Linked DNA regions of Mus musculus: all the other regions are linked to region 3. A link is a loop called in an ENCODE intact Hi-C map of the cell type or tissue named here. Cell type or tissue: left cerebral cortex. All regions are shown on one strand. Each heading gives the region's core, and the rest is flanking DNA. Links, peaks and the distances in the headings are about the cores only.

Region 1 (10,580 bases), core at 1,321-9,320, 61 kb after region 3:
AGCAGCAGCACATGAATGAGGTAAGTCTCTTCACAGTCAGCGCTAGGTGACTTACAATACCTGATAGAATATCAGTGCTGCATGCAGGTAAGAGGATCTCTTTGAGTTCAAGGCCAGTCTGATCTGGTCTGGTCTGTAAGGGGCTGGGGGTTGTTTTGAATATTTCTGCTCCAGGGTTGGCTGAACCCATGCTTCAGTTTCTGATAAGGATGCAGATTGTTTGCTATTATACCTTTTAGTTCCTGACTCAATTATTTATACCAAAAGAAGGGGAGAAGGAAGAAAAGAGGTTGGGGGCGGGGGGCGGGGGGGCACTTTCCACAGTAGATACAACTACTGTGGCAATTAGATATACAAAATGTCTTCAGCCAGATGATGTGATATGTGCCTTTAATCCCAGCACTCAGGAGGCAGAGGCAGGTGGATCTCCAAGCCAGCCTGTTATACAGAGTGAGTTCCAGGACAGCCAGGGCTACACAAAACCCTGTTTTGAAAACACACCAAAAAACCCCAAATAAAATAGTGAAAAAATTCACTATTAATCTCTCTTTGCCAATATTGTGTGCACATTACCTTATTCAGCATTCTCTAGAAGGCATAGTTAAATGTTATAAAGTTCTTAATGAAATATAATAAAATATACATACACTATCCACACTGTATATTGGGACCATCCATAGGATCCTATGGAAAGTAAAACATAAAGAAAATTTAATGTTTAAGAATTAAGTCAGTCAATATCAGTAATAGCAAATATATTAAGAGCTGACCTTATTATGGGCTTTTGAAGTTCAGGTTGAGTGTAATGTACCAGATGTTGAAGGATTCCCCACAATGACACGGGTATGGTTAGCAGCAGAAATATTCCAGCTATAAACCAGGATTTCGTGTGCATTCCAACCTTAAAAAACAAAAATAAACAAAAAACCGAACCCACATTTGTTCACATTCTGATAATAAAATTATAAAGATTAATATTTGTACTTCTTAAATTTTCATTTGGTTAGTTATACTGTCTTGTTATTTCCCAAATAATTAGTAACATTTAAGAAAAGATTTCCTTTTAAACAATTAGATGCATATATGCATGTGTGAGTGCGGGTATCTGCTGACGTCAGAAGTGGGTTCTGGGTTCCTTGGAGGCAGAGGCAGATGGCGCTGTGAGCTCTGGGACAGCCAGAGCTGCATATTGAGACCCTGTCACACAAAACAACCCTCCTCAGACAAACACACACACACACACACACACACACACACACACACACAAGTTCTTTACCCACTCCTAGCTTGTCATTTACTCTCTCTATTGACTCTCGCTTGCTGTTATATGTGAAGGCCTGAGTGATGACCACGCATGAAGCCGAAGTGTCTGCAGAGTACCATTAGGAAGGAAGTTTCCGGTCTCTCTTACAGGCACGAGCCCTTAGCACAGTGTCACTTGGGGACTTGCCTCCACCTCAGTGTTCTCATCAGTAAAAAGGGACACTTTTCTATATTCTAAGAGGATTAAATAACTTTATAATTACATAAAAAACTAAAGCTATCTTGGGGATATGCTCTAGCTAATGACTAACTTTAAAAATCAACCACACAACTCCAAAGCTCCCTCACTCTCGCCCCTCTCTGCCTATGTCCTCTCAGTCTCCTTTAGAGTCAAAAATCTTCAAAACCCATTTATTCTCCCGAGTCTATGTTTCTACCATACATTCCTACTTAAACAATTTAGTTCTGGCTTTGGCCCTTCCAAGTGCAGTGGAATTACTGAGCCCCCAATTGCCTTCCTATTGTGAGAAGTGACAGACAGGGTGGCAAGTGTGGACACTTCAAACGTCCCCCTTGAAACCCTCTCTGTTCTCCTGGGCATATATCCAGAAGAAGCCCCAACTGACCTGGAGAGCATCATCCTGAGTGAGGTAACACAATCACAAAGGAACTCACACAATATGTACTCACTGATAAGTGGATACTAGCCCAAAACCTAGGATACCCACGATATAAGATACAATTTCCTAAACACATGAAACTCAAGAAAAATGAAGACTGAAGTGTGGACACTATGCCCCTCCTTAGAAGTGGGAACAAAACACCCATGGAAGGAGTTACAGAAACAAAGTATGGAGCTGAGATGAAAGGATGGACCATGTAGAGACTGCCATATCCAGGGATCCACCCCATAATCAGCTTCCAAATGCTGACACCATTGCATACACTAGCAAGATTTTACTGAAAGGACCCAGATGTAGCTGTCTCTTGTGAGACTATGCCGGGGCCTAGCAAACACAGAAGTGGATGCTCACAGTCAGCTAATGGATGGATCACAGGGCTCCCAATGGAGGAGCTAGAGAAAGTACCCAAGGAGCTAAAGGGATCTTCAACCCTATAGGTGGAACAACATTATGAACTAACCAGTACCCCTGAGCTCTTGACTCTAGCTGCATATGTATCAAAAGATGGCCTAGTCGGCCATCACTGGAAAGAGAGGCCCATTGGACACGCAGACTTTGTGTGCCCCGGTACAGGGGAACGCCAGGGCCAAAGGGGGGGAGTGGGTGGGTAGGGGAGTGGGGGTGGGTGGGTAAGGGGGACTTTTGGTATAGCATTGGAAATGTAAATGAGCTAAATACCTAATAAAAAATGGAAAAAAAAAAAAAAAAAAAAAAAGAAACCCTCTCTGTAAATCCCTGTGAAACACTGGTGCCGGGTCCTTCTGTCTGTACTTAATCTCAAGCATTCTTTTAACTGTGGACAATGTGTAAAGTCTGACCACTAGGAACTGGGCTGGCCTCGCCTCATTCATTTGTTGAAACAACACCTAGTGCAAGTGGCCATACTTGGAGATAAGGCTGACAGGAAGGGATGTAGGTGAAATGAGGTCATAGTCTCAGGGAGGATGACCTCAAAAAGAGGTGCTTGAGCCATGTGAGGATTCAGCAAGAGCATGGCCATCTGCAACCCGAAATCACACTCACGCCCATGATATTCGACTCCAAAATAGTTTTCTGACTGTAAAACATGAATTCCTGTTGAAGCACTGTTTATGATTGATATAACACACACACACACATACACACATATGTATTAAACGTGTGCTTTTATGTGTGTGAGTGTTGGTGTGCAGGTGTGGAAGTCAGAGGACAACACTGGGGAGTCAGCTCTTCTTCCACCTTGAGGCAGGGTCTCTTATTTCGGCTGGCTGGCTGTCGAGCTTCTAGGCAAGTCTGTTTCCATCTTCCATCTTGCCATAAACACCATTCGAGAGGGTTACAGAGATGAGGCTCAGGCGGCCATGCTTGTGTACATTTCATTTCCCTTTCTATACTGTATTCCAAGGAATACTAAGTGAGGAAATTACATTTAAATTAAGATTGCTAGACCTAAATTTGGGTGGACAAATCTCAAATTGCCTAAAAACATAACAAATGAGAAATATTTAATGTCATATTTAATACCCTTAAACACCTATATGAACTATAATTAGAAAAGCCAACAAGATTTAGTGAACAAAAAGATCCTATGAATATGTTTAGACACACTGATTAAAATATTTTCCATAATCAAAGGGGGGTGGGTTGTATGCATCTACCTGGTCTGCCATAACTCTTCCAAAATAACTGTTTCTTAATAAAAGTACTTTTTGGTTATTAATTCTAAGTTTTCACTTTATAGATATACTATAGACATAGGTTAGCTATCCAGCTTGTAATACTTTACTAATGTCACAACATGACATCAACAAAGAGGGCCAGAGAGATGTCTCAGCTGGTAGGTGCCTGTCTCCAACCCTGATAGATTCAGCTCAGTCCTCAGCACTCATTATGATGAGAGAGCAGAGCCAACTGCTCCAAGTTGTCCACCTTCAGACCTCCACAACTGGACCATCCCACGAACACACCAACAAATACACCTTTTTTTTTTTTTAAATATAAAGGAACACACAGGGGATGTTTGTAAAATTTTTGCTTTGGTTAAGGAGTAACTTCAGGTCTGGGGATGAAGCTCAGATGGTAGAGTGCTTGCCTCAAATAAACAAAGCCCTGGGTTCAATCCCTGCATTGAGTAAACAGAATGATGGATACACCGGTAATCCAAGCACTGGGAAGTTTGGATGCAGGAGGATCATCCTAGTCTACAAAGCAAAATCCAGAACAGCCTGGTTTACAGGAGATTTTAAGGAAAGAAACAAAGAAAACTTGTAACTTCAAACGTAAAGTTAATTAGCAAAGTCAATTTAACAAGAATCCTTTGGTTCCAGAAAACCGGCTAAAAGCCTATAAAATCCAGAACATAGTTTTTAAGATGGTTTATTTGGTCTGGTCAAGCCCTAGTACCTGCATAGCAGATCTGATTTCAAGAATAAAGTTCTTTCTGGGACTGATGAATATTGGGAAAGCGCCCATTGTAAGTAGGTGCTTTAACTATTTGTTTCTCGACCCGGACCTACCTCCAGTTGTAGCGGCTAAATAAAACCAGTCAGGTTGGTTTAATGTCCACAGACGAAATGTTTTTCAGACCTCAAGCATTAGAAGGCAGACAAAGGAACTCTGTCAACCAGCGGAAGAAAGGGTAGAGGTGCAGGACCCTCTTACCTTCATTTTTTGAAACTTCCAAATGCATATCGGAACCGCGACCAGGATGGTTGTTGCGTAAAAAAGTACCAACAGGGGTCGGATCCATCTCCTCCAGTTACTCCGATTACATGCGCAAGGCATGTTCTGTAACAGATTCTCTTTGAGTAGCTGAATAATCGAACCAAACCAAGAATTTGGCAAGTTCGCTTTTTCGGTTGTCTTCTCCGCTGGCGCCCTATAGGAAAAGATTTACTAGCCGCTGGCGCCGCGTTCTCGGGTCGCTCTGTGTTTGCGGCTGCTGCAGCGGTGGCCGCTCGGGATGCTCGCAGGTGCAGGCTGCATCCTCGCCGGCCAACCCGCATGGACTCAGTGCCGCCGCGGCGTCGCCTCCGCCTCACCTGGAGGTCACCCAGAGTCTCCGCTGCATCGTGACCCCGAGGACTATCAGGGTAAACTAGGGATTCTAGGCACTCGGGGTCTGACCTGCATCTGGTACCCTACCAGCCCTCTCCCTAGTCCAGCTCTGGCAGGCTAGTCTCCGCCCCCGGAAGACCCGGCCCAGAACTTCCTCACTCACGGCTTTGGAACCTCTACAGTACTCATCTTCAGAACTCATCTTCCGCCGACTATTCCACTTCCGTTTCCGATCAGATGCTTGCAGCAAATGATTTGCTCTGAGTTTCAAGCTGAGCTAAACCTTGTCCCGCAACGCAAAGCATTGTGATTGGTCAGTTACGGAGGAGGGCGTGGCTGTAACCTAGGTTACCGAGAGGGCGTGGCAAGGGCAGGAAGGAGAGTAGCGGCGGATTTCTGGCATCTCTAATTTACCTAGTCTAAGTGGTTCCCTAAAAGGGCTCCGAAAGTTGTAGGAACTGGGGACGTTTCAGAAACACCCGCTACATTCCTGAGACTTTACTCCATCTAAAGAAAAGTCATAGTGAGGGGCAGTCACTGTGGAGTGGAACTTGAAATAGCTTTATTTTTCTCAGAAGGCTTCCCAGTTGTCTTTAGGGGTGGAATGGGAAGCCCGCTGGAATAAGACAGAATAGGTTAGATTTCAGTCAGTTGCTAGAGTTTAGGGTCCTAAGGAGGAATTTGTCTGCATAATTTCTAGACCCGGCAGAAGAATCATTCTAAGAATAGCTTTTTTGAAAGTAACCGCCAATATGAAATGTTCACGTTTCAAACTTGAGTTAAAAAAAAAACAAAATCTTATTTAAGATTTAAAAGGTTGGTATTCTGACATCTGTTCTATACACCTAAAGCTTTTAGCTGTATAGCTTTACAGATCAATGACACATGGGATCTTAAATTCTTTCTAAATCAAGGGAACAAGCAAACATCTGAGTCCCGACTAGACACTGAACACTGCATATATTGTCATTTTCTGAAATCAAACACTAACTTCTCTACCCATTTTGTATGAGTTGATCTGCATAAAAGTACCGAGTAGCGATGGGTAGTTTTCTGTTTCACAGATGAGAAAAGTGTCAAGTGATTAATAGTACCTATTAAGTAATAGAGCTGTTTTCTCTGACTTTGGACTCTGCTTGATGTTTAAATATTTGCCATCACCTGCAACCAGGGGACTTCTGCCTATTAGCCATCTGGACAAAATGTCATGGACCAGAGTCTCAAAGTATACAGATGAAATCACATTCCTCAGTTACCAGAGCCTGGAGTCTGACTTCTGCAGTCTTTCTCCTGTGATCTCCATTTTGCACATTTCCTTAAAGGGGCTGTAGGACTTTAGTTTGGTCTACACTATAAGTTAAAATAGTTGGTTTTAAGGAAATTCCTAACCATTAATGAAATCTTGGTATACTGTTGAAGTTCAGAAAATTAGGGAAAACTCTTGCTTTACAGCTTATCACCACTACTTATTTCTTGGCAAATGGCAGTCTTTTTGGATAGGCTGTCTAACAGGACTTGTTTCTGTGTGTCCAGCCACACTCTTACTGCTTCTGATAGCCATCTTCTCCATTCCTTCTCATAGGAAGCCAATTTTTTACACAATTTCTGAAATCTATTTCTGCACTCTAGTGCTGAGCCCGGTATGGCTATGGTGGGGACAGAGTGACATGGTTCCTGCCCTTGGGACAAGTCCTCCAGTGTGAGCCTCCATGAGTGTGATGGCTGCTGTGGGTATGTATTTCACATTCCTCCTAGGGATGTCCTCCCAGTTAACCTAAGGACTCAGTGAGAATTAGAAACAGCTCGAATCCAGGAGCCAAGGCTGTGGCTATGTCTCAGCAAAATGGTAGACACTGGGACCTTCAGGACAGCCCTTAAGGCTGTGGGAAAGAACTCTAAATACATGAGTTCAAAATACATATAATTTCTCAACTATGCAAAATATAAGGATGCAATATGAATTATGAGGGGCTTCATGAATCTAAAGGAATAAAAGCAGCTCACTATGAGCCAGCTTATCAGAAAGATACAAAGGCAGGAAGATTCCTGAGATCAAGGTTAGGCCCAGGTGTGGTAGAAATGGTAATTTTCAGGGCAGGGTCCCACCCAAGTAACTTACTGTCTGTGCTTTACAGAAGCAGACCAATTTCTGAATTCTTTTGCAATGTTAAGGAAAAAAAATGTATGCTTGCTATCACTTAAGAATCAGAGGAGCCGGGTGTGGTGGAGCACACCTTTAATCCCAGCACTCGGGAGGCAGAGGCAGGCGGATTTCTGAGTTCGAGGCCAGCCTGGTCTACAGAGTGAGTTCCAGGATAGCCAGGGCTATACAGAGAAACCCTGTCTCGAAAAACCAAAAAAAAAAAAAAAAAAAAAAAAAGAATCAGAGGGCTGGGGTCTCTGGATGCAGATTTATAAGATAATCAAAAGGAAACCTGGTTGTAAATGACTGGATTGATTTGTAAAATAAAAGATTGGACCTGTGTTCTGCAGGAGATGAGCTATCCAGAGAAGTTTTATGATAAAAAGCAAGAACTGCTTGGAGAAAAGACACATACTCATGTACACACACACACACACACACACACACACACACACACACATACAAGCAAGCAGGACATGAACAGAGAGATCTCTTAGAATATTGAACAGAACACAGGTCATCAGCTTGTATCCAGGATTTGACTTCAAGTCCTTCTTTTCGCTGTCCCCAGACACATCTTCTCGCAGAACCCCTCTCCATGCTGTGGCTGGTCCTTGCCACTCTAGCATGATCCTTCATGCTTTGTCAGAACCATTAACTTAAATGTTGGTCCATTTCTCTTAGACTGTGAGTTCCTCAGAAAAGATAAAATTCTTGAACCATTTGATTTTTAGCTGGGTGATAGTGGCACACACCTTTAATTCCAGCACATGGGAGGCAGAGGCAGGTGGATCTCTATGCAGTCATGGCCAGACTGGTCTAAAGAGAGAGTTCCTGGACAGCCAAAGCTCTCTGTCCTGGCCCTCTAGGCCGTGTCGGGGTAGGCTCCCTCCATACCATTCTTGGGCATATATCCAAAGGATGACCCTATACCACATGGAAATTTGCTCAGCTATATTCATAGCAGCTTTATTCATAATGGCCAGAAACTGGAAACGACCTAGATGTCCTTCATCAGAAGAATAGATAAAGAAAATGTAGTACATTTACACCATGGAGTATCACTCAGCTATTAAAAACAATGGCCTCATGAAATCTGCAAGTGGATAGAACTAGAAAAGATCATCCTGAGTGAGGTAACCCAGTCACAGAAAGACAAACATGGTATGCACTCACTTATAAGTGGATGTAAGCCATAAAGTACAGGATAACTGTGCTACAACCCACAATCCCAAAGAAGCTAAGTAACGAGTAGGGCCCACGTCCGGAATGTGAATCTCACTGAGAAGGAGAAAGAGAATAGACTTCATGGGTGGACAAAGTGGGGAAGTGGGGTTGGGTGGGGTATGTGTGGGGTCTGGGTGTGGGCTGGGGATGGGACAGGAGGAAGCAGGTTTTGGGGAGGACAGAGGAAAGGAGGGAAAGAGTACTGGGTTTTTAAGGTCTGTGTTTAAACCACTGAGATAAATATTTAAATTGCTGTCACCTTTCCCCTCAAAGGTGTGTTACTAGAGTTACGGGATTCATGACTACCATGTTCTCTAGTTTCCTCACAAGAACAGTGATAAAGTATCCTCTGTCACCCCAGAGATTTCAGTAATGAAGGCGGATGGCTATGGAGGAGGGAACCCTCTGAAGGTGTAAACAACCCGAGCAGTAAGAAATTACCTCCTGTGAAAATCGTGGCTCCCCAGATGAGCTTTCCAGTCATCTGGTAGGGAAGGTCCTTCCCTTCCCTTCCTTTTGCTCTGCCCTCTCCCTTCCCTTCCCTTTCTCTTCCCCTTCCGTCCTCCCTCCCCTCCACCTTTTGTATCTCAGGCTGACCTCAAACTTGCTACATCACTAGGGTTGACTTTGAATTTCTGACCCTTCTCTGTCTCCTGAGTACCGGGATTACAGGCCTGAAGTACCAAGGGCTGGGGTTTAAAACTTGGTGCTTCATGTACTCTGGGCGACTACTCTACCAACTGAGTACTTCATACCCTCCCAGTTCTTATTGATTTCCACCAACATTTTTGTTTTGTTTTGTTTTCAGATCAATTTAAATGACACTTCTGGAGTATAAAGGTGCAGGCTAAAAGGAAAGAGAATGAAAGCCCCTCTCATATGTGTGTGTGTGTGTGTGTTGAGATAGGGTCTCATTCTGTATCTCAGCTGGCCCCAAGCTTTTCAATCCTCCTTCTTCAGCCTCCGGAGGGCTGGAATTGCAGATTTGAGCTATCACATCTGACTTGAGAAAAACCCTAGTAACTTCAAATAATAGAAATTGTATTACCTAGAAAAGTCAAGAGAATTTTTTTTTTGTGGCAAGGCAGATGATTCTGGATATTTTATAGTGAGAAATAAAAAAGTAATACTGAAATATTTTTACAGTTTTAAATAAAAATGAAATATTACTTGTGCATCGCATGCCAAACTGTGATGATCCCCAAAGAAATCTCAGGCCTGTACAAGGGGAGATGCTAATCCCACCAGGCCAGAATAAGATCACTATCACAATTTTGAGCCAAATTTGAAGCAAACTTTAAATACTGGCCAGGGAGATGGACTCTGGTCAGGTCCATTCCTGGTTTCCCAGAAAATAAGTCACATTTTACAGAAGCTTAAGCAGGCATCTCCATGTGGCTTCCCATCAGCTCTGTCAGGGCAAGCATCGCTCCTGGCATACCCACTTGCTGTTTCTCTACCCCTGAGAAAACCTGTGGCTTGTTATCTCCCACAAGCAACAGCCTTCAGATGACGGCTTCTGGCAAATGTGTGGGTGAGGAAGGGCCCAGGTCTATCTAAGGGATGGGCCACTGAGAGTTTGACCATGATCTCCTGTGACTATATAGTTAACACAAAGTGAGCTTAATTTTTCCCCCCTTATTTTCATTTTCACTTTTTTTGGGGTGGGGGGGAGGTCACAGTAAGGGGGGCTGGACGTGAGAGTATCAGGAAGGGATTGTGAAGGTCTATGACGTGAAGCTCCCAGGGAATCAGGAAAAACAAGCAAACCAACCCAACCAACCCAACAAAAAGACCCAATAGCCTTCACGATTCCAGAAGTATCGGTTCTTGTGCACAGGGTTTACAGGTTAGTGGCGTCTTTGATTATGGGTCTCTTAGGCCCAGTAATTAAAACTTAAAACATAACTTTGGCTCTCACAGAGGACGAGCTGGGAGGTTTTGTGCTAACGTGGACACACGTTCTCCTCTTACAAAAGGAAACATTTAATTGGGGCCGGCTTAGGTTTCAGAGGTTTAGTTCATTATTATTATGGTGGGGAGCAAGGCGGCATGCAGACAGGCGTGGCATTGGAGAGGGAGCTGAGAACTCTACATCTGCATGGCAGGCAGCAGGAAGAGAACTGCTTTGAGTTTCTGAGACCTCAAAACCCACCCCTAGTGACACACAAGGCCTTCTCCAACAAGGCCACACATCCCAGTAGCGTCACTCCCTGTGAGCCTATGGG
Region 2 (10,580 bases), core at 1,461-9,460, 1.5 Mb before region 3:
CGGTGCTCCTACCTGCTGAGCCATCTCACCAGCCACCCCACCTCTTTTCAAACACATAATTCTCACAAACCAAGACTATATGATATTTATGCCCAGCAAAGCAATAGCTGGAGTGTTGAGGATGAATCCAGGTATATAATTCTGAATGTTTGTCCTAAAGGGAATTTGGAGCTTATGTCTCCACATTTACTAGGAAGGCCATAAAGGAGAAAATTGTGACTTAAGAATCTGAACAAAGAATAAAGCAGAAGGTAAAGATATGTCTTCCTGTGAGCAGGTAACTTTAAGATCTCTTTTCCTTTTAGTTAAAACTGTACTCATTCTTACAAGACTGTTTAAAGTAAATAAGGAGGGAAAGATTTTATAGTCAGATAGGTGATGTCCTCCTACTGTTAAAACAAAAACTACTTCTGCAGTACTGTATCGATCTGCTGTTGGATAGGAATGGAGGGCTGGGGGGAATTCTGCAGTTTTCTGAAGAAAGACTCTAGAACAAGCTGAAGCAGGCATGGGAAAGAGCAACTGTTACGTTAGCAAAGCCTCCTCTGAGCTTGAGGCTAGCGTTAGAGATGTCGTTATGATCAGTTTTCTGGTCCATTTACTTAAATTTTCTTGTAAACATGCTCATGTATACATATGCACATACATACACAGTTTGTGTGTTACGATTTCTGTGCTTAGACATATGAAGGAAAATGGAAAAGAGTGGGCTGGCTGCAAAGAAAAATGCTGACACCTTAACATACACAGGAGCAAAATATGTACATAGTGAAATTGAAGCGGGCAGGGTGCACGGGTTCTTGGACCTTTTTTGGTGAGGCTTCAGGAAGCTCTCTCCAGATTCACAGTGATATTTCTGTCTTGTCAGCATTTTTCTTTTATTTGTATTGGACTTTATGACATGTCTAAGAATAATAAATAATTTATAAGTTGCAATAATGGCCTGCAACATTTCTGGCAGATTTAAAAAATTCTTTTCCAATAACTCATTTGATAAACTCTTGAGTTCTCTTCTCTAGAACATTTCACACAACAATGCTTTGTTTTAAGGGTTGTCTATCAATGGACTGAAAAGCATTCATTATGCATTCAAGCCTGCACTTTTTGTGGATGCCTTTCTTGTTTCCTTTTATTTTTTTTTCCCCTTTAAGTGCCGTGGTTTTTTTTTTTTGCTTTTTGTTTTTGTTTTGTTTTGTTTTTTTCTTTTTTGCTTTTTTTTTTTCTGGAAGTAATCTGATTCTTTGCAATGCAAAACAAAATCACAGGAGGAAAAAGTTAACCCTAAGACTCTCAAGGGAAATGACAGAATTTTTTTTCATAACAACCATCATACTTGCAATATAATCTAATACATATTTTTATCAGTTTCCCATGCCTCTGAATGTGAGCACATGTGGTATTTTGACTGCTATACTACAAAAAATGCGATGATGAGGCACAAAAGCATCGCCATACATATTCTTTTTTTTTTAACCTTTAAAATTTTTTTAATTAGGTATTTTCCTCATTTACATTTCCAATGCTATCCCAAAAGTCCCCCATACTCTCCCCCCACTTCCTGTTTTTCTTATTGACAACTTCCAGAGTACATAATCTTAATGAACTGCCCTAGTCATTTACCAAAATTAGTTCAGTGTGTAAATTTTCACCTTTGTTCTCTTTTACAGGTTTTATGGGTGTAGGGTCTTTATCCCAAAGCAGAGGGTAGGATTTCAGAAATGGCTCTTTATTCCTGAAAGATTAGCCTGCTGTCCTTAATGACTAAGCCCATTCTCACATTTCCCCTCAGCACATGTAAGGGTGTGGGACGTGTTTCTTTTTTTTTTCCATTTTTTATTAGGTATTTAGCTCATTTACATTTCCAATGCTATACCAAAAGTCCCCCATACCCACCCACCCCCACTCCCCTACCCACCCACTCCCCCTTTTTGGCCCTGGCGTTCCCCTGTACTGGGGCATATAAAGTTTGCAAGTCCAATGGGCCTCTCTTTCCAGTGATGGCCGACTAGGCCATCTTTTGATACATATGCAGCTAGAGACAAGAGCTCCGGGGTACTGCTTAGTTCATATTGTTGTTCCACCTATAGGGTTGCAGTTCCCTTTAGTTCCTTGGGTGCTTTCTCTAGTTCCTCCATTGGGGGCCCTGTGGTCCATTCAATAGCTGACTGTGAGCATCCACTTCTGTGTTTGCTAGGCCCCGGCAGGCATAGTCTCACAAGAGACAGCTATATCAGGGTCTTTTCAGCAAAATCTTGCTAGTGTATGCAATGGTGTCAGCATTTGGAAGCTGATCATGGGATGGATCTCTGGATATGGCAATCACTAGATGGTCCATCCTTTCGTCACACTTCCAAATTTTGTTTCTGTAACTCCTTCCATGTGTGTTTTGTTTCTAAAAGCAGAATGCAAGGTGCATTACATGATTTGCAGTTCCTGTTCTGTACTGAACCTCTTCGTAAATAAAGATTGAATTCATAAACTGGGAAGCTGTTTGGCCACAGACCTTGGATTTTGCATATGTAAAGTAATGAGTCTTTCTTATGGATGAAAGAAGATTAGGGAAAACATGAAAGGAGACAGAAATGGAGCCTAAAGAGCAAGACTCACAGCGATCACAGAGACATGGGAGAGCTAAAGGGTCACTTTCAAAGATGAAGAAATTTAGGAAGACAGTTGAGCCAATTGTTAGGCTCTTACCAACGACAACCTTGGAATTCTTCTGAAGCCAATGTGCATTTCAGTCTCATTACACTCCACGGACAAAATGCATACATTAAACGTTTAATGCACCTCCCTGGGAAGAATAGCATTCTTCACTTCATTCTCAACGGGCACTGTATATATTCTGGACAATTTCAAATCCAGCATCTGACTATTAAGGCACAGCTGTGTGCCTACAGTATACCTCCTCAATTCCAAGAATGACATTTACTGAAATATGTGCTATTGGACAATTGCTTTTCACATATGCAAACAAAGTCAACATTCTTCTGTTTACTAACCAACTTTCAATATCTTGGCAGCTACTGACAATCAGATGATAGCAGTATCTGAAGGGTTCATTGACCTGATGTAGAGGACCTTTCAATCATTTAGGATCAGGGAGAAGTTACCTCAAAGTTGCATTATTAGGATCAGAGAGACAAGTGTCAAAATTAAGGAAAGATTTGTGAACCTAATACAAATTCTGTGGTTTTTGTTTATTCCTTGTTCTAAAAAACGCAATCAATACACAAATAAGATATACCTCAGGGAATTCTCACTATGTACCATCTTTAAGCAAAACTGTAAGTTTAATAGTCTGTTTTCAGTGAATAACTAATATTTATAAACCAACCTGAACAGAGCTTACTTTCGAGTGATACATTTTCCACACTTTGGGATGACATTTCTCGGTTCCTGAGCAGATCTTATTAGCTTGGTGATTTTAATCTGCGCTGTTAAAAAATGAAGGTCTTTGCCTCCGAGTTCCCTTCAGTTGATTTATGCCCCCTCATTTTTTTCATCATGCTGCACTCTCCCCAGCAATATTGTCTGATTTGGGGCTTGATCAGCACCACAGACTTTCTCTTACTTCTTAGTCAAGTCTCCACAGGATTCGTGATGAGTGTGAAATCTCTAGTGAACTACTGTTGCATGGTGCTCTTCAAGAAAAATAAGTAACTCCTTAAGGAACCTTTGAGGGCAATGGGGCTACGGGATCTTCTGTCACGTTCTGTGCCATCATTTGTGTTTAGCAGCTGTGATCATCACTGATGTTTGAAAAGAGCCACTGGAAAGGGAGTGTCGATCCTTTTCTGTGCCTCACATCTCTAGTTTAGAAGAACATGGCCATTTATGCTGAACAGCTATGGAGAACAAAGCTGAGGAGAGACTAATCCATCATTCTCAACTTGTTATCCACTCTCTAATTCCAGATCTTAATTCCTGCAGTTGAAGGGTAGAAGAAACAGAAAAAGAAACGTGGTCATGGGGAGTAGCGTTATGATACCTGAGGTAAAGAAAAGGCAAAGTGTTTGCAGATCAACTTTTCAACTCCCATACTTTAAATTGTCTTGACAAACCAATAAAGATTCCCAATTATGTTTGCTGTGTTTTCCCAGTAGGTTATTTAGGAGAATACCACACAGATACATTCCAGTTTAGGTCTTGGAATGGTCTTTGAACTCATTGTCCTAAGTTTTCTAATGTAGAAACTGTACAATAAAAGTCAAAATATGGGCTGACAATACAGGAAAGCATCCATTCGTTTAGGTAGATTTTAAATAATAACTGCTTCATGCAAGGTGAAATATCATAGATAAAAAAAAAATAAGAAGCCTTCTGACAGAGTCTGATCAATGTAGAATCATGCCCACAAGTCATACTCAAGGAGAGACAAGCAGTAGACCTTTCTTCTATCTTCCATAGCACTACAAAGTTAGCACTGGTAATGATCTTAAAGTGGGATTCTTGTTGCTTCAGTTAGTCTCTGAAACATCACCAAATTAAATTTCAAGACTGTACTCACAGATCACTTAATCAAAGATTATGGTTGAAAAGGTCTCATTGATATGGATGGCATAAGTCACCCAGAGGCTCCATCAAAGATGCCACCTTAAATATCACTTTGATTAACTCTAAAAGAATTAGATCAACCAGACAGAGGGACCCCTGCAGGTCCACTAAGAAGTGGGGTGTACTCTTGTTAAAATGCTGACCTTTATTTTAAGAATAAATCCTAAAATGTAACTGTAGAGCAAAGCAAAGAGAAAGAGAATAAAGCAAGCAGAGAGTCAGGACAGAAAAAGAAGGGTAAGCAGAGTTGTAGGAGTTCACTGCTTTTCCCATCCTGTATGCTGCAGCCTCATCCAGCCTGCACTGGGAGGCTTGGGACATCACTTTATTCAAGTCTTCAGTCTAGAGCAAGTGAAGACACCTTACCTCATTCTCACAGAAGGAGAAGACATCAGGAAGAAAACGGACTAGAAACAGAGTCTGTAATATGCTTCAGTAATTTACAAAACAAATAAAACAAAAATTGGGATTTGACGGATTTGTTTCCCTTATCTGAGCCTCATTTTTATGTGTGAGAATGAAAAACACCCATGTCCCATAATGAATATGAGTGAAGTTTGAAAATTGATGTACATGGGAAATTAAAAGTTTAATTACTGTTCTCCTAAAGGAATATAGCAACATAATGAAACATAAGGACATCCTACTGCACTCACAGAGCAGTGACTTGCTCAGCCATCATCAGAGAAGCTTCCTCCTGCAGGAGACAGGAAGACACACAGAGACAGGCAACTGGATAATGTCTCAGGGAATTGCAGAAAATGAGGAAGACAGATTGTAAGAGGCAGATAGGGTGGGTGATTAGGAAAAAGAGTCTTCCTAGACTCAGGCAGGGCTGATTCACATACAACGTCACAGAGACCGTGAAGCACGCTCAGGGCGCAGCCAGATGGAGTCCCAGTGTTGAGAATGGACGTGAGTGAATGCCCCCATGCCTATCCCAGAAGCCGTCTCCAATTGGTACTTTCTCATAAAGGAAAAAGAGACTTTCCAACGGAGTCTCACTGGGTCTACGAAACACACTTAAGGACAGACCAGCAGTACATGACCAGCACAAAACAAACTCAATGGCACTTTTGCAGTTTTTTTTTCTCATAATGGTTTGAGTATTTTTGTTTTTAAAGTTCACAATCTTTTTCCTATTTTGTTTCCATGGGTTTTCTGTATGTGTGAATGTGTGTTTCAGAGTTTATATTTGTTTCTTGTGAATTTTCTTTGGATATTTTTCCTTTTATGCTTGTTTGTTTTGTCCTCTTCTGGCTTGCTGATTTTTATTCTAAATTATTTTATGATTGTCTTTTCAGATGCTTGTTTCTATTCTAAGGAGAAAGTTTAAGAAAGGGCTCAGAGTGGATAGGGATGTGGAGAGAATTTTGGAAGGGCTTGGAGAAAAGAAACTCTAATCAAAATATAATGTCTGAAAAATTTCATTTTCCATTTAATAATGAAGAGAAAAGCATAAATTACATATGACACAACTTGAAAAAGTAGGTTTACGCTAAGAATCAACTGATTCATAAGGCAATTCAATCTTAACTGGTATTAGCTAATATAAGTTATGTGTCAATTTTAACAGATTATTTTAAATTCAGTCAGTCCTTTTTTTATTATTATTTTAATCTTTCAAACATTTTCCTTGAGTATTTGGTCTTGGGAGCCCAGGGACTCCGTATCTGAAATGTTCAACACCTACCACCAGATGGCAGTGTGTTTCAAGTAAACACCAGATATTTTATGCCCAGGTGGGGAATTCTGATGCTTTGTAACTTATAGAAAAATACAGAGGATGTTTGTACACATATTTAAGTATTTTAAATAAAATAATTAAAGCAAAACGTTATTGAATCTAACATGAAAGTAGTAAGTTCACTGCCTTATGTAATATTTCTGTCAACCATTTTGCTATTACAGTGAGAGTGAATCTTTCCTTGGTAACTGGGTGCATAGTACTCGTACACAGGGTACTCAAATTTTATTAAAAATAATTGTCTGCCTTCAAGAGAGCAATGACTGACCATAAATGAGCCTTGTACTGCATAGATTTTGTGGAGTTTTAAAATAGATTTTGGAGGATCAGATGTTTTCCATGTTTTTTGTCTAAATATGTGAACCTTCTTGTCTGTGACTAAGGCTGTTGTCTGCATCGTATGGCATTAAGAGTGATGTAAGTGCTATTCCAACAATTTCAACAGTGTTATGAATTTTCTGATGATAATAGGACCACAATGGATGGAGCACTATCCGACATGGCAGGAGCCTTTCAAACTCTCTCCTCAACCTTTGACTAACTCATGTCGCCCTTTCTTCCAAACCTATCTGTATATCCCTCCAATGGTTCTTTACATTCTTGGGTAAATTCTAGTATTCTAGTATTCTAGTCCTCCTTTTCAAACTAATCTCCAGAAAAATTCACAAAATATAATAGGTGAACATTGTAACATAGGACTCCCAGAATTGATGCATCCCTCCATAATCTCTAAGGGGGAAGCTAGGTAATTGCAGGTAACCAGTGAACAGCAAATCTGAGTTGAAGTTTAAAGGTCAGGAAGGACCAATTAAATCTTGAGGTTCTTTTTTTTTCACACTGTTAAAACCCACCAACACTTACACTACATAGAAACCAGCTTTGAATTCCAGGACAGGGAGATGGGAGTGGCTGGGTAGATAGGGGAACACCCTCATAAAAGCAGGGAGAGGGGAGAAGGGATAGGGGGTTTCTGGCGGGTGAGAGAAAACCGGGAAAGGGGATAGCATTTGAAATGTAAATAAAGAAAATATCCAATAAATTTTTTTTAAAAGACTATTTGATGGAGAGATATCTTCTTCCTCTGACTGAGCACTCTCTCCCTCTGACAAGCTACTCACTATGCCTTACTATCTTTTCATGTATGCTTTTAACTTCATGGTCTAGTATTATTTAAATATAATTAAGTAATAATAACGCATTTCCTGGAGCTGGAGAAATGTCTCAGTGTCTAAGAAGACTTAATTGCTCTCATAGAAGACTGAAGTTGAGTTCCCAGACCCACATCAGGTGGCACACAACTGACTGCAACTCCAGCTCCAGGGTCTTCCTGTGCACTCACCCCAATATACACATAATGAAAAGCACATTAAATATGTTTTAAAAGAGGGCACTTCCTGCAAGTATGGGGAAGCTAGTTTAAATCACCAAGAAAGGATTCAAATTCAGAGTTTGTAGTTGTCTCTAGCGGCATATGTAGCAAAGGATGGCCTAGTCGGTCATCAATGGGAAGAGAGGCTCTTGGTCTTGTGAAGATTATATGCCCCAGTACAGGGGAATGTCAGGGCCAGAAAGCAGGAGTGAGTCGGTAGGGAAGCAGGGCAGGGGGAGGGGATAGGGGACTTTTGGACAGGAAACTAGGAAAGGGGATAGCATTTGAAATGTAAATGAAGAAAATAACTAATTAAAAAGAAAAAAAAGAAAGAGTAGGGGACATCATTGAAGCACCTCTTTGGTTTTTCTGAAAATTCAGTTTGTATAGAAAAAAAATTCCCCCAGTTGAAACATAGGGCATGCCCCAGCTTTCATTAGGAACATTTATTGTTTTTTGCTGAAGCTCAGAAGGATCTCTGTTCAGATTCTTTCAGTCTAAACTAGATGGTGTAGCCACCTTGAAGATGGAGGTGTATGTGAAACAGAAGCATGAGTATCAAAACCTTTATTAAGGTAGAAAAGAACCAAGAGTCTAGGAAAGAGCCATGTTGGCTGGCCAGCAGTCTCTGCCACATGACCTTCTCCATTTTAAAAAACTCTCAACTTTCAGCTGAACACAAGGATTCCCAGAATGAGAATGTTTCTAACTTCTCATGGAGCTCACATGGCTGCCTGGTGATTGTTGTAAAGAGGTACAGATGTAAGGGTATGCATACACTGCCAGGAAAATATATTATCCATTATTACATACATTAATTAAAGAGATGATATATTATTTATATTAATTAAATGCATGAACACACTATCAGGAAACTTTGCACTATCTGTCTTTTACTTGAATCTGGCTCTTTCTTTTATTGTTCGTCTCCGTCTACTGGCTCAAGATCAGATGTGACTAAAAAAAAAAGCATCTTGAATTATGAAATGGACGTCAGAAAGGATGCTGCTTTTAGTGAGCTAACAAGATAATAGGAGTCTGGGTTACAGACACAGTGCAGGGAATCATATCATTCTTCGACTATTTGCCAAAATTTTATACCAGAGATAAGTAAACTTCTATTTTGTTGGAGTTTATTTGGTTTGTGTCCCTTCCCAAAAGATATGCCCATACATCGATGCATGCTGTCATAAAGCATGTAAGATATTATGTTATTTGAAAGAGCCTTGGAAAATGTTACCCATACTAAGCATCTTGAGATGTGAACATCCTGACATTTCCAGCGGAAGGACCTCAATACAATGACAACTATCCATATAGGAGAACCTGTAGAGGGGAGTTCCATGGCATGTGGAGGAGACTCAGAACACAGAGAGAGCAGGAAGTGATGGGAATGGAGACAGAGACTAGAGAAAGTCCTCAGAAATTGTCCAACGTCAGGAAGAAGTCCTCATGTCTCTAAAGGGAGCACAACCATGAGAAACGATAGTTCTTACATTGGCTTGTTTGTTTATGTGGTAACAGCTCAGGCTATCCTCAAGCTCCTGGCTGACCCATGTATATCATTGTCAGTTTGTTGAGTGTGGGATGCTGAGCATGCACTCTCATTCCCAGCCCAATACCAGATTTGTGACCCCCTAACCAGAACAAGCACCCCTATTCAACAAATTTGTGAAAACTTCATGCAGCAGCATTGAGAAACATACACTTGTTTATGATTCTGTGTCCTTTTTTAATGTTTTTTTCCACTCATAAAGAAGCCTAAATAACAGATTCCCAACTGTATTAAAATCTTGAAACCAAAGACTCTTTCTTAAGAATATTTACGCCTACATGTCCTAGAAGACAGTACATACGTGGACAGTTTTTAGTGGCACTACATTCACATTGCTAGCAACTCATGAGGGAATTGGTATTTAATGGAGACTGTCTCAAATAAAGCTTGGAAGAATTTCAAGAATTTTTACTATTAATTATCATTACCACGTTGCCAATTATGGGTGCTAAAGCAAGGAAGGGTGAAAGGAACAGAAAACCTGCAGAGATGAATCTAAATTCTGGACATGCTAATGTGCTAATTTCTAGCATGAGGGTTAGTTTATGTTGTGAATGGAATAGTCTGACTTGCCTCCCACTTGCTAGTACTTAGTGAAAACTCAGCAGGTTGCCTGCTTATTTACATTCCACCTGCCTTCTAACTTAATTGTTTTCCTCTAGTTTCAGAATCACAAAGACTTCCTCACTCTTCTGTAATGTTGGCTTGCAGTTTATTGCCCTTGAATATTAATAGAAACTTCTGACTGTTTCATCAGATCATTCTGTCAGTATAGAAATACCCTAATTCAGTTGCCTGATTCTGCGCTGAAATAAGAATTAGAGAGCTCTACTGACTTGCTAGTCTTTATGAAGACCACATCAATGATGAAACCTTTAAAATATTTATCATTTATTGAAACTTTATTTTGATGGCAGGCACTTCTGGCAGTCAGCAACAGCTGTGGAGAGTTCAGCCATGTTATTGAGCCCAAGCATAGCATTTATCTCTGCCAACATGCCCACTTTGTTCACAGGCTCATTTGGAAATGAAACATACAGCTGGAGAAAGAGATTGACAATCCATAGAATGAGCCATCCCATTTACTTAATTATTGAATTCCTTTGCTGAAGTCACCTTGTAATAAGCAATTACCTGGGACATTGGTATCTTTGCACTCTTTGCACATTTGGAGATAACTACCTTCATAATTTTTGCCCAAATATCTTTCTCACCGACTTTCCTAGCATGGCCTGCCCTTCTAAGACCCCAACCACCCAGCCAATCTATTGACTATAGTCAGTAAACAATTGAACATCAGGCCAATTCTCCTTCCAAGAAAAATGTATCATCAATAATTCAGCTGTCCACTT
Region 3 (10,580 bases), core at 1,510-9,509:
ATCTTGAGTAACTCTCAGTCACATTAAAAATTGCACCTGGCCTGGAGGCCAGCACTCAGGACAACTTTGGTCCCAGCACTCAGGAGGCAGAGGCAGGAGGATCTCTGTGTGTTTGAGGCCAGTCTACTTTATGGAAGTTCTAGGACAGCAAGGGCTACACAGAGAAACTCTGTCTCCAAAAGACAAAACAAAACAAAACAAAACAAAACTGCAGAGCATGTAATAAGGAATTAGAACAAGCCTGAGGGCAGGGCGTGTGGTGGCACACGCCTTTGATCCCAACACTAGAGAGGCAGAGGCAGCCTAATTTCTGAGTTCAAGGCCAGCCTGGTCTACAGAGTGAGCTCTAGGATAGCCAGGGCTACACAGAGAAACTCTGTCTCGGAAAAAACAAACAAACAAACCAAAAACAAAACAACAACAACAAAAAAGAACAAGACTGGGCTGAGTGTTACAGCAAGGAGCAGCTAGCTCATGTCAACTGTCTGCCGTACATAAGAGTTGGAGGAGCAGCCTGCTCACACCAGCTCTTCAGCTCACGTCAGCTGTGTGTAACAGATAATCCAATGATGTAATGCTACAGAGTGACCACCCCTCGTAGGTAATAAAAGCAGAGGCTCACAACAGGCAGGCAGAGACCCCAATGCTGTGACAATGTAGACCATGGTGCTATCTGGCACTCCACCCTGGCTGCATTGAGATAAGAGGATCCAGAGGAAGGTCCCAGCAAGCCACTAACAGATTGCAGGCCTTATGTGAGCCTCTCTGCCACTTGCTTCTGAGTTAAGCACACCATGTATCATTTTCTATTTTGCTTTCTTTTTCTTCTCTCTCTCTCTTTTACTTTCCTTTTTCTTTTTCCTTTCCTTTCCTTTCCTTTCCTTTCCTTTCCTTTCCTTTCCTTTCCTTTCCTTTTCTTTCCTTTTCTTTTCTTCTCTTTTTTTGACATAGGATTTTTCTGTGTAGCCCTGGCTGGCTCTGCAGACCAGGCTGGCCTCAAACTCAGAGACACCCCCCCCCCCAGCTTTTGTCTCCTGAGTGCACCCCATGCTCAGTTCCATTGTGTTTCTTAAGATGACCAGGTATTTGTTCTATTTTGCCAGTTATACTTTTGCAAAAGACCTCATATAGTATCTACAAACTATATTATATATAAAGAAGCACAAATGACCTGTAGCAGACCTATTTTTCTTACCTCTTATCTTAGATCTGGCAGTCCATGGTTATCTGAGTATTTTAGGAGCTACAGGAAGGAAGGTTGTCATTTATCTTTTTACAGTAGTCACTGTCCACAGGTAGATCTTAGAGGTGATAAGAAGATAATCAGACCTGGCTTCTTTAATTTTTTTCTGTCCTTTCTATACTTCCTGCCTAGTCTCTGCTCCATCTCTCTCTTTTAAAAGATGTATTTTTTATTATTTTAATTATGCATATGTCTGTTCACGATGTTAGATCCCCCGATCCCCTGTCTTAGGGTTTTATTGCTATGAAGACACACCATGACTACAGCAACTCTTGCAGAGGAAAACATTTAATTGGGGCTGCATTACAGTTTCGGAGGTTTGTTTCATTATCATCGTTGCAGGATGCATGGCAGATTGCAGACAGACATGGTACTAGAAAAGGAGCTGAGAGTTCTACATCTTGACCCATGAGCCTATGTGCCACATGGGAGACCACAGAAGGAATTAAACATTCTTGCTAGCATGTTTAAAAGACACACAATCCAGGTACTTTATTTACAAGTTTTAAGCCTAGATTGGGCAAGATTGGCGCTATTGACTTGTTTCCCAATATCCCTCGTTACTTGCTGTTTTTCCTGGCCATGTGCTCAAAGTCTGTTTCCTCTCATGGTGGCTTTCTCCGCCCTATGTCTCCTTCTTTCTCTTCTCTCTCTCTACCTTGCAATCCCCAGTCAGGTAGCTGAAAACCTGCCTACCTCTATCTACTGCTCGATGACAGACTTTAGCCTTTGTTTTGTTTTGTTTTATTTTGTTTTGTTTTGTTTTGTTTTTCAAGACAAGGTTTCTCTGTGTAGCCCTGGCTGTCCTGGAACTCACTTTGTAGACCAGGCTGGCCTTGAACTCAGAAATCTGTCTGCCTCTGCCTCCCAAGTGCTGGGATTAAAGGTGTGCGCCACCATGCCCGGCACACTTTGGCCTTTTATTGACCAATTAACTTGGGGAGCAAAGTTATATAGCATCATTTGGTATGCATGAGGTATACATCATTTGGTATCCTCATCCTTGAGGATCTCCTCGTGAGGGGGGGGGGCAGGTATCAGAGGGCTAGTATTTAGCGTTTGAATACATAGTAGTACCAGTCACTACAGGAGACCTCAAAGCCTGTCCCTACAGGGACACATTTCCTCCAACAAGACCACACCTACACCAACAGGGTCACAACTCCTAATAGTGCCACTCCCTATGGGCCAAGCTTTCAAACATATGAGGCTATGATAGGGGTCATAACTATTCAAACCACCACATCCTCAGAGCCAGAGTTACAGGAGTTTGTAAACCATCCGATGTGGATCCTGGAAACTGAGCTTGTCCATTGGAAGAGCAGTACATTCTCTAAACCACTGAGCCATCTCTCCAGCTCTGGACCTTCAACTCTGACTTGATAAAAGTAGAACTGGTGCACTGTGCAGGATGTAATGAGTAAATTCTTCAGTAGAGAAGAATTGACACTGGAATGCTGCCCACAGAAACTTTATTTCTCTATGGTTTGTTCTTTTCCTGCTTCTGTCATGGAGACATGCCCCCTCTGAGAACCATTCATGTACTCTAGCTGCTTCAGGTTCTTGGGTCAAGTCAAGGAACAGAACAGATTAAAAAAAAATCAGGGGCTGGAGAGATAACTCAGTGGTTAAGAGCACCAACTGCTCTTCCAAAGGTCCCAAGTTCAAATCCCAGCAACCACATGTGGCTCACAACCATCCATAATGAGATCTGACTCCCTCTTCTGGAGTGTCTGAAGAAAGCTACAGTGTACTTACATATAATAAATAAACATATATATATATTTTTTTAAAAAAATCAGAACAGAACATAGGAAACTTTGCCCTGTGGAAGAAGAAAGCCTTTCCGTAGGATAAGATAGTTTGCAAAATAAAGCAATTCAGCTGAAGCAGAAATTCACATGGTGATAGAATGACTAATCTAGTTGCTGTGGACAATAGGCAATTTATGGGAAGAGGGGTTGTCTTAGTGAGGGTTTCACTGCTGTGAACAGATGCCATGACCAAGGCAACTCTTATAAGGACAGAATTTAATTGGGGCTGGCTCACAGGTTCAGCGGTTCAGTCCAGGCAGGCATAGTATAGGAAGAGCTAAAAGTTCTACATCTTGTTCCCAGGGCAAACAGGAGAAGACTGACTTCCAGGGAACTAGGATGAGGATCTTAAAGCCCACACCCACAATAACACTCTTCAACAAGGCCACACCCACTCCAACGAAACCACACCTCTTAATAGTGCCATCCCTGGGCTAAGCCTATTCAAACCATCACCAGAGGTTATTTCTGAGTACGGTTTTAGGGAACACAATCCTTTATAGTAAGAAGGCAGGGGTTGCAAGAACCAGAGATAGCTGATCTCATCGAACTGCCAAGCAGAAGAAAGAGAGTTGGATAAGCCTACTAAACCCCAAGGCTGGACTCCAGTGATCCAATTTCTCCCCGGAAACTCTACTATCTTCCCAAATAGCACCACCAGTTCGGGACCAAGTGTTCAAACAAACACCACTCTCTCTCTCTTAGTTTCTTTTCCTGTTGCTGTGATAAAAGACTCCGACAAAAGCAATTTAAGGGAGAAAGAGATTGTAGGGAAGCCAGAGCAGCAGTCGCTGGTCAAATCATTGTCACAGTCAGGAAGCAGAGGGTGCTGGGTATACACTGTTGCTGGGTTTTCTTTCTCCACTAATACAGTCCAGGATGGCAGCCAGGGAAAGGTGTTTACCCACAGTAGGTAAGTTTTTCTACCCCAATTAAAGCAATCAAGATAATCACCCACAGCTATGACCAAAGGTTGGACTCTGGGTGAGTCTAGATTCTGTAACATTGCAAACCAAAGTCTCTGTCAAGGACTGGGCTGTGTCTCTCTACCCAGCCTCAGTCTATCACCTCTAAATTATACAGGATGCAAATAACATTATACATCTTTGGTTAAATGTTTACGGGAGTAATAACATTTTTTAAGGTTTAGATAATTTCTAAATGTTTCTAGATAATGCCAATTAATTACATTAACTATGTATATATAAGTAAAATGCTTTTCTAGATTATTACATTGTATAGTTAGAGCACCCTTATGAATTAAGCCAGGAAGAGAGCTTTATTAGGTCTGTCTGAATGTCTCAAGGGAGGGATGCTAGACTGGAACGAGAAAACCCTTCCCACAAGCCAATTAGTCTTTATGTTCTACTCAGTTCCATTAGGTATAGAGGCCTGCCTCTGTATTTCCATCTCACTAAATACTGTATAGTTAAATCCTACATTGCTTAATACACAAAGCATCAAACAAGGACGATATGAATAGCTAGGAAAATACATAGGCAAAATTAAAGAGCAGGAGAAACACTTTTCATCAAGTGCAAGATATATTAAAATTGTCGTTCTGTACATATTCAAATAATTGTGATTAGTTCCTGTCTTCGAAGACCTTTCTTAGGTACATAGGTATCTGCTTACAAGAGTGGATCAGACAATAAGATACTAGAGAAAGCAAAAAGACACATAAAGGATGGACTTGGGAGAACTGGAGAATTTTAGCTTAATATCCAAAATGGTGTATCCTCCATTTCACATTGTTAACCACTGTATGCACCGCTAATCTCTTCAAAATGGGAACAAAAAATAGCTTTCGCTATAATTTCTATACATTGCTTTAAAAGTTTGGATTTATATCTTAGAGGCCACACTTGACATCAGTCTTCTTTGTTAATGTGCATGTCATCAGGAAATTCAGACTCGGCCGTACCCATCCCACTGTTCAACCTTGAAGCAGTTCTCCGTGATGGCCTTTTCCTTTTTTTTTTAGAGTGTGATCCCAAGTTCCACCTCACTGAGTTTTGTGAGAATACTTAATACTAGGAGAGTACACAGTGATTAATTTAAGGAGCTTTTATTTCGTTTTGCAGTAGTGAGTCTGGTGCGATGAGATTCAGAAGGCCTGGAGCTTCGCACAAGCAGGACTAGAGCAGGGTTTGGAATTCGCAGCCGCACTCTCCAGGAGGCAGAGAGAGGGTGGAAACCTTTGGTTGCAGTCTGCCAAAAAACCCCATTCCAGAAAATGACTTTACAGCCTAGTACTCCAAGACCATAGTGGGCCGCGGGGCGCTCCCTGGTGTGACGTCATCACAGCGCTTCGCCGCAGGATGCGCGCGCAGCCCTGTCCGCCGCTGGGAAGGCGGGGCTTCCTGCTGTGTGCACCCAGTGCCTCTGTGCGTCCAGTTGCTGCGACCGGCCCAGGGAAGCGCGCCGTGGAGACTCTTTTCCCGGACGAGGCCATCCTCCTTCGTGGGCTTCCGAGCGAGACTTATCCATGCCGAACTCGAGGCCCAGGCCCCGCCGGGGCGCCGGGGGTGGCGCAGGTGCGGCCGGCCGGGACCGGCTGGTGGCACGGTCCTTGCAGAGTGCTGAGCACTGTCTAGGTGACCAGGACTTCGGCACTGCTTATGCCCATTACCTTCTGGTGCTCAGCCTGGCGCCAGAGCTAAAAGACGACGTGAAGGTGAGGCCTTATTTTTTTCAGTGGCTAGCAAATCCTGTGATCTGAGCAGGAACAACAGGGTATGGTGTGTGTGTGTGTGTGTGTGTGTGTGTGTAACAGAGACGAGAGACAGGGAGAGACAGAGACACCGAGACATACAGAGACAGAGACGGACTCTCCAAGCATCGAATTACTATAGCCTACAGCCCATCTCAATACAGCCAGGTTTTAGTAACAAAAGTCAAAAGTTGTCACACATCTGTTTCAAAATTTCTGCCTCACTTAAGATTCCAAAGGCCTTTTAAATGGGATAGGACTGGGTAGTTCTTTTTCCCCTCCAGTATCTAATTTAAATTAGCCCTGCCTTGTAGGCGTTGCATTATCTTGTGTAGAAAGAATGCTGTGTATCCTGAGGTTGGATAAAGTGTTCAGTCATAAGGAACTTTTAATATTTGTTGATTCGTCTTACTTGCATCAGTTAACCGGTTGAACTACTGTATTTTTTTTTTTTAATGTTAGAATCTCAATTTCAAAAAGTAACTTAATTGCATATACAGTTTTAAGCTGTGGACAGTCTTGCTTTGTTTAGTCCAGAGTTTCTCAACCTGACACTGGTGACATTTTGCACCAGACAGTCCTGTGTCTTCCTTCCTGTTTCACAGCACGGTTTGTCCTCTGCCCACTAGATGTCAGTAGCATTAGGCTTTTGTAGTCCAAAGAAATTTCAGGACCTGTTGGTTTACTTGGAAATATGCTAGTATGTTGGGTCGTTTGTTCCTCTGTGTAGAAAGTAGTAGAATAGTGTGTGTTCCTCTGTGTAGACAGTAGTAGAATAGTGTGTGTTCCTCTATGCAGACAGCAGTAGAATAGTGTGTGTTCCTCTGTGTAGACAGCAGTAGAATAGTGTGTGTTCCTCTGTGTAGACAGCAGTAGAATAGTGTGTGTTCCTCTATGCAGACAGCAGTAGAATAGTGTGTGTTCCTCTATGCAGACAGCAGTAGAATAGTGTGTGTTCCTCTGTGTAGACAGCAGTAGAATAGTGTGTGTTCCTCTATGCAGACAGCAGTAGAATAGTGTGTGTTCCTCTGTGCAGACAGCTGTAGATAGTGTGTGTTCCTCTGTGTAGACAGCAGTAGAATAGTGTGTGTTCCTCTGTGTAGACAGCAGTAGAATAGTGTGTGTTCCTCTGTGTAGACAGCAGTAGAATAGTGTGTGTTCCTCTGTGTAGAAGACAGCAGTAGAATAGTGTGTGTTCCTCTGTGTAGACAGCAGTAGAATAGTGTGTGTTCCTCTGTGTAGACAGCAGTAGAATAGTGTGTGTTCCTCTGTATAGACAGCAGTAGAATAGTGTGTGTTCCTCTGTGTAGACAGCAGTAGAATAGTGTGTCTGTTTTCTGACAAGGGACTGAGGTGCATATTTTACATATCAAAGTGGATCTGGCCTCCAGGTTCTCCCAGCATCCCTCAGTCTCTATCTGGCATATCCTGCCCCCAACCCTGAACTTTCCAGCCCAGAGGCTGGGCTGCCCCTTCCCCAGAGGCTCTTCCCTATATAACCTAGACATTTTGGTCCCCTCCCCCTTCTCCTCCTTCTCTCTCTGCTCCTAAACCCTTTCTTTCGTTCCTCTTCCCACCATCCCCATGGCAGCTTCCCTGGCCTCCTTCCTTGGGGCCAGTGAACTCGCCCACCTGAGAGCAGCTTCCCAATAAACCTACATTTGATTAATCTAACCTGGTTTGAGTTGGCACATTTCACTGGGAGAGAAATAACTTATCATAGTGGACCAACACAATTCTTTGCACAGTTCTAGCTGCTGCTTCTGAGAACAGACAAGATAAATAGTGTGTGTTGAAAATACATATAAAATTTGGTTGCATGTAGATCATCAGTGGAGTGCTTGTGTTGGTAAAATTTTATTCAGGGGAATACATAAGCTGTACCTGCCCTTCCTCCTAAAATCTCACAGACAGACAGACAGGTCTCTGCAGGAAGCGGTGAGCTCACTGGGCTTACTTACAGAGGACAGATGAGGGGTTATTTACTGGAGTGTGAACGCTCCTACTTCAAAAGGCTGCACTGGAAAGCCTTTACTGAGCAGGGATAACTTTATAGTCAAGAATAGAAGGGGTTACTGGGACAATTGATGCTGGTTAGCTGGAGTGAAGAAATTAGCGGTGGTTAAGAAGAGACTAGTAAAGTGGAAATTTATGGTTTCTTTGGGGACTCAGTTATGTCATGTGATGTTTTGCTGAAGCAGACACAGGAGAGAGGATGTTTTGCTGAAGCAGACTCATGAAAGCTGCGGGGAGATTAGAAAGAATATAAATATGACCACACAGACAGTGTGATGGAAGCTCTTGCATTGGTTCACCTTGCACTGTGCCACTTGTCGTGATTTCGTAAAGAATATCCCACCAAAGACCTTCCCATCATATTCTGGCTGCTTCTTGTTGCTTCTATGGACTGCTGCTGAGCCTATGGACTGCAGAGCCTTATGGTTTCTTCTGAACTGAACTGCTACTGCTGGTTCGTGTTTGGTGTTTGTCAAGTAGACTGGACTGCTAACAATGAAGATTGGAATCGCCTCGAAGAACTATTTTTAAACAGGTGCACACCCCCATTTCCTACTAACCTTTCTTTTCCCCTACCTCTAGTGAGTGGTGTGCTAGAAGGGAGGTGGAAGTGTTAAAGAACCCTTATTAAAGTAGGTTTTGAAAAACCTAAGCCTATAGCATCACTGAGGTGAAGGATTCTGGGAGCTTTTTTCTGAGATCACAAAGAAACTGTGTTCCAGAGATAGACAAAATTGTACCTCGTACTCTAGCTGTAATGTGTAAGAATCACCTAGGTGGTGCTGGTTTTGAAGGTATGAAGGGGTCATGAAGAGCAACTGAGGCTTAAGACTGTGAGAAGCAAAGGAAGGCCATGGCTAAAGGTGTAGCCTCAGTTGCAGTTGACGGCTTAGGACTGAAGAGGTCATGCAAAGAAGCTAGGGCTTAGTACCATGAAGGGAGCCTATAAGAGGCTATTGGTGAAGCCTAGTTGGCAGCAGAAGACACTAGTGTATTGAAGACGCCAGTACCAAGGGATGATCACCAAGAACAACAGCAGCAGTATGGACAGGCATCAACCAGAGCCTACAGTGCTATAGAGGACAGAGCTGGAGAGGTGACCCAAGACCTTTGGAGGAGCCTAAAAGATCATGTGTGGATCCCAGACATTGGAACAAGAAGCTGTAAAGTTGAGTTGCCTTGGAGACCCCAAGATGTTAGAGATGCCAGAGCCATAGGCTATCTGCTGAGGAAATCTGCTAACAGAGAGTGGAACCATCCAAAGAGAAAGGAATTGTGTTGCAGTCAACAAAGCAGAAAGGAGTTGGAGACCTGAAGACGGCTTTGATACCAGACATAGAGTGGCAGAGTTTGGAGTATGCCCAGCTGGTTTTCTCTCTTGTTTTGGTCCAATATTTCTTCAGTATGACATTTTGGAATGGTAATGTATATCCTGTGATATTGGAAGTATGTAATCTGCCTTTTGATTTTATGGGGATTACAGTTAAGAGACTGTGAATCTCAGAAGACACTTTGAACTTTGGCACTTTAAACATTGTTGAGACTGTGATAGACTATGGGGACTTTTTTGAAGTTGTTCTAAATGTATTTTGCATTATGCTATGGCTAGGTATGTTTGAACAAACTTATACGGGCCAGGGAGTGGTACGTGGTGGTTTGAATATGCTTGGCCCACCGAAGTGGCACTATTAGGAGGTAAGGCCTTGTAGGAATAGGTATGGCTTTGTTGGAGGAAGTGAGGCACTGTGGGGGTGGGCTATGAGATCCAGTGCTTGAGCTCTGACCAGTGTGGAAGAGGCCCCTTTTCTGTTTGCCTGTGGAAGAGAGTCCCCTTCTGGTTCCCTTCAAATCAAGATGTAGAACTCTTAACTCTTCTAGTACCATGTCTGCCTGGATGCTGCCTTGCTTTACTCTGTGATGATAATGGACCGAACTTCTGAAACTGTAAGCCAGCCCCAATTAAATGTTTGCCTTTATAAGAGTTACTTTGGTCATGGTGTTTCTTCACAGCAATGGAAACCATAACTAAGATAAACTGTATTAAAGGGTCCCAGCATTAGGAAGGTCTAGACTATCCATGAGTCCATGCAGTTAGGACAGTTGCATATAGCAGGTGGTGGGGAGCAGCAGAGTACTCAGGCGAGGTCTCAGGACCCAGCCTGCCGTTCTGAAAGGGATTTAAACAGTAAGTCCATCTGGTGTGATCTTTTGTAGGTGGCCCAGCTAAGCTCCCCTCTAAGATGTCAGTGGTTTGTCTTGGAGAAGAGGCCTGTACAACAGCTTGCCATAGAATGGCCCTGTGTGTGAGGCTCTGGCTTCTGCCTGCAGCACAGAAAAAAATAAATGTGTAAAAATAAAGCATGTGGCGGGAGAAGTAGCTCGATTAGTAGAATTGTGCCTATCATGTACGAGGTCTAAACCCAGTGTGGCAGTACACACTTGTAATCCCAGCATGTGGAAGGTAGAGGCAGCAGGGTCAGAAGTTCTAGGTTACTCTCAGCTACATACCGAGTTTGAGGTTAGCCTGGATTATATGAGGCCCTATCCTAGTTATGTAGTTATGTATTAAAAACAAACAAACAAACTGGTAATGACCAGCATTCTAGTAGGACTTAGAAACTGGCTTGGTTTTATATGAAACAAAGTTTTGTTTTTTTTTTTTTTTTTTTTTGCAAAAGCCTCATTTGCAGAAATTTGCTTTCCTGATATTCTCTTCGCTACCTATATCCATACTTCAGTCACATTAAACTACTTAAACTTTTGTTTTAAAACCATTTTTTCTTCACTTTATATC

Evidence for each region. A loop is a pair of places that touch in the nucleus more often than their neighbours do. Peaks named below come from ENCODE experiments on the same cell type or tissue, not always from the same donor. Only the 100,000 strongest peaks of a DNase experiment are listed, where the experiment ranks them.
Region 1: it touches region 3 in a loop (5-fold over the local background); 3 of 42 quality-filtered maps call a loop at or near these places.
Region 2: a loop joins it to region 3, with 4 times the contacts of the local background. A loop is called at or near these places in 2 of 42 quality-filtered maps.

The regions. Positions count from the first base shown.
Region 1 is chr8:77,605,517-77,616,096 of GRCm38, forward strand. Tmem184c (transmembrane protein 184C) reads right to left here and starts at 5,137. Exons shown (of 10, transcript NM_145599.4): 1 at 4,587-5,137; 2 at 771-901; 3 at 648-684. The coding sequence starts at 4,709. Gm39200 (a long non-coding RNA gene) reads left to right here and starts at 6,565. Exons shown (of 3, transcript XR_878939.2): 1 at 6,565-6,713. In left cerebral cortex, for the core only: no CTCF peak of the experiment used is centred there; a DNase peak (open chromatin) is centred at 5,269; H3K4me3 peaks cover 1,818 bases; H3K27ac peaks cover 797 bases.
Region 2 is chr8:76,061,661-76,072,240 of GRCm38, forward strand. No RefSeq gene overlaps it. Among named protein-coding and RNA genes, the nearest start is that of Gm22544, 45 kb to the left of the region's middle. In left cerebral cortex, for the core only: a CTCF peak has its summit at 6,251 (motif pointing right); a DNase peak (open chromatin) is centred at 6,257.
Region 3 is chr8:77,544,003-77,554,582 of GRCm38, forward strand. It overlaps Prmt9 (protein arginine methyltransferase 9), which reads left to right and starts at 5,395. Exons shown (of 12, transcript NM_001081240.3): 1 at 5,395-5,734. The coding sequence starts at 5,546. In left cerebral cortex, for the core only: a CTCF peak has its summit at 6,386 (motif pointing right); DNase peaks (open chromatin) are centred at 5,385 and 6,365; H3K4me3 peaks cover 1,668 bases; H3K27ac peaks cover 925 bases.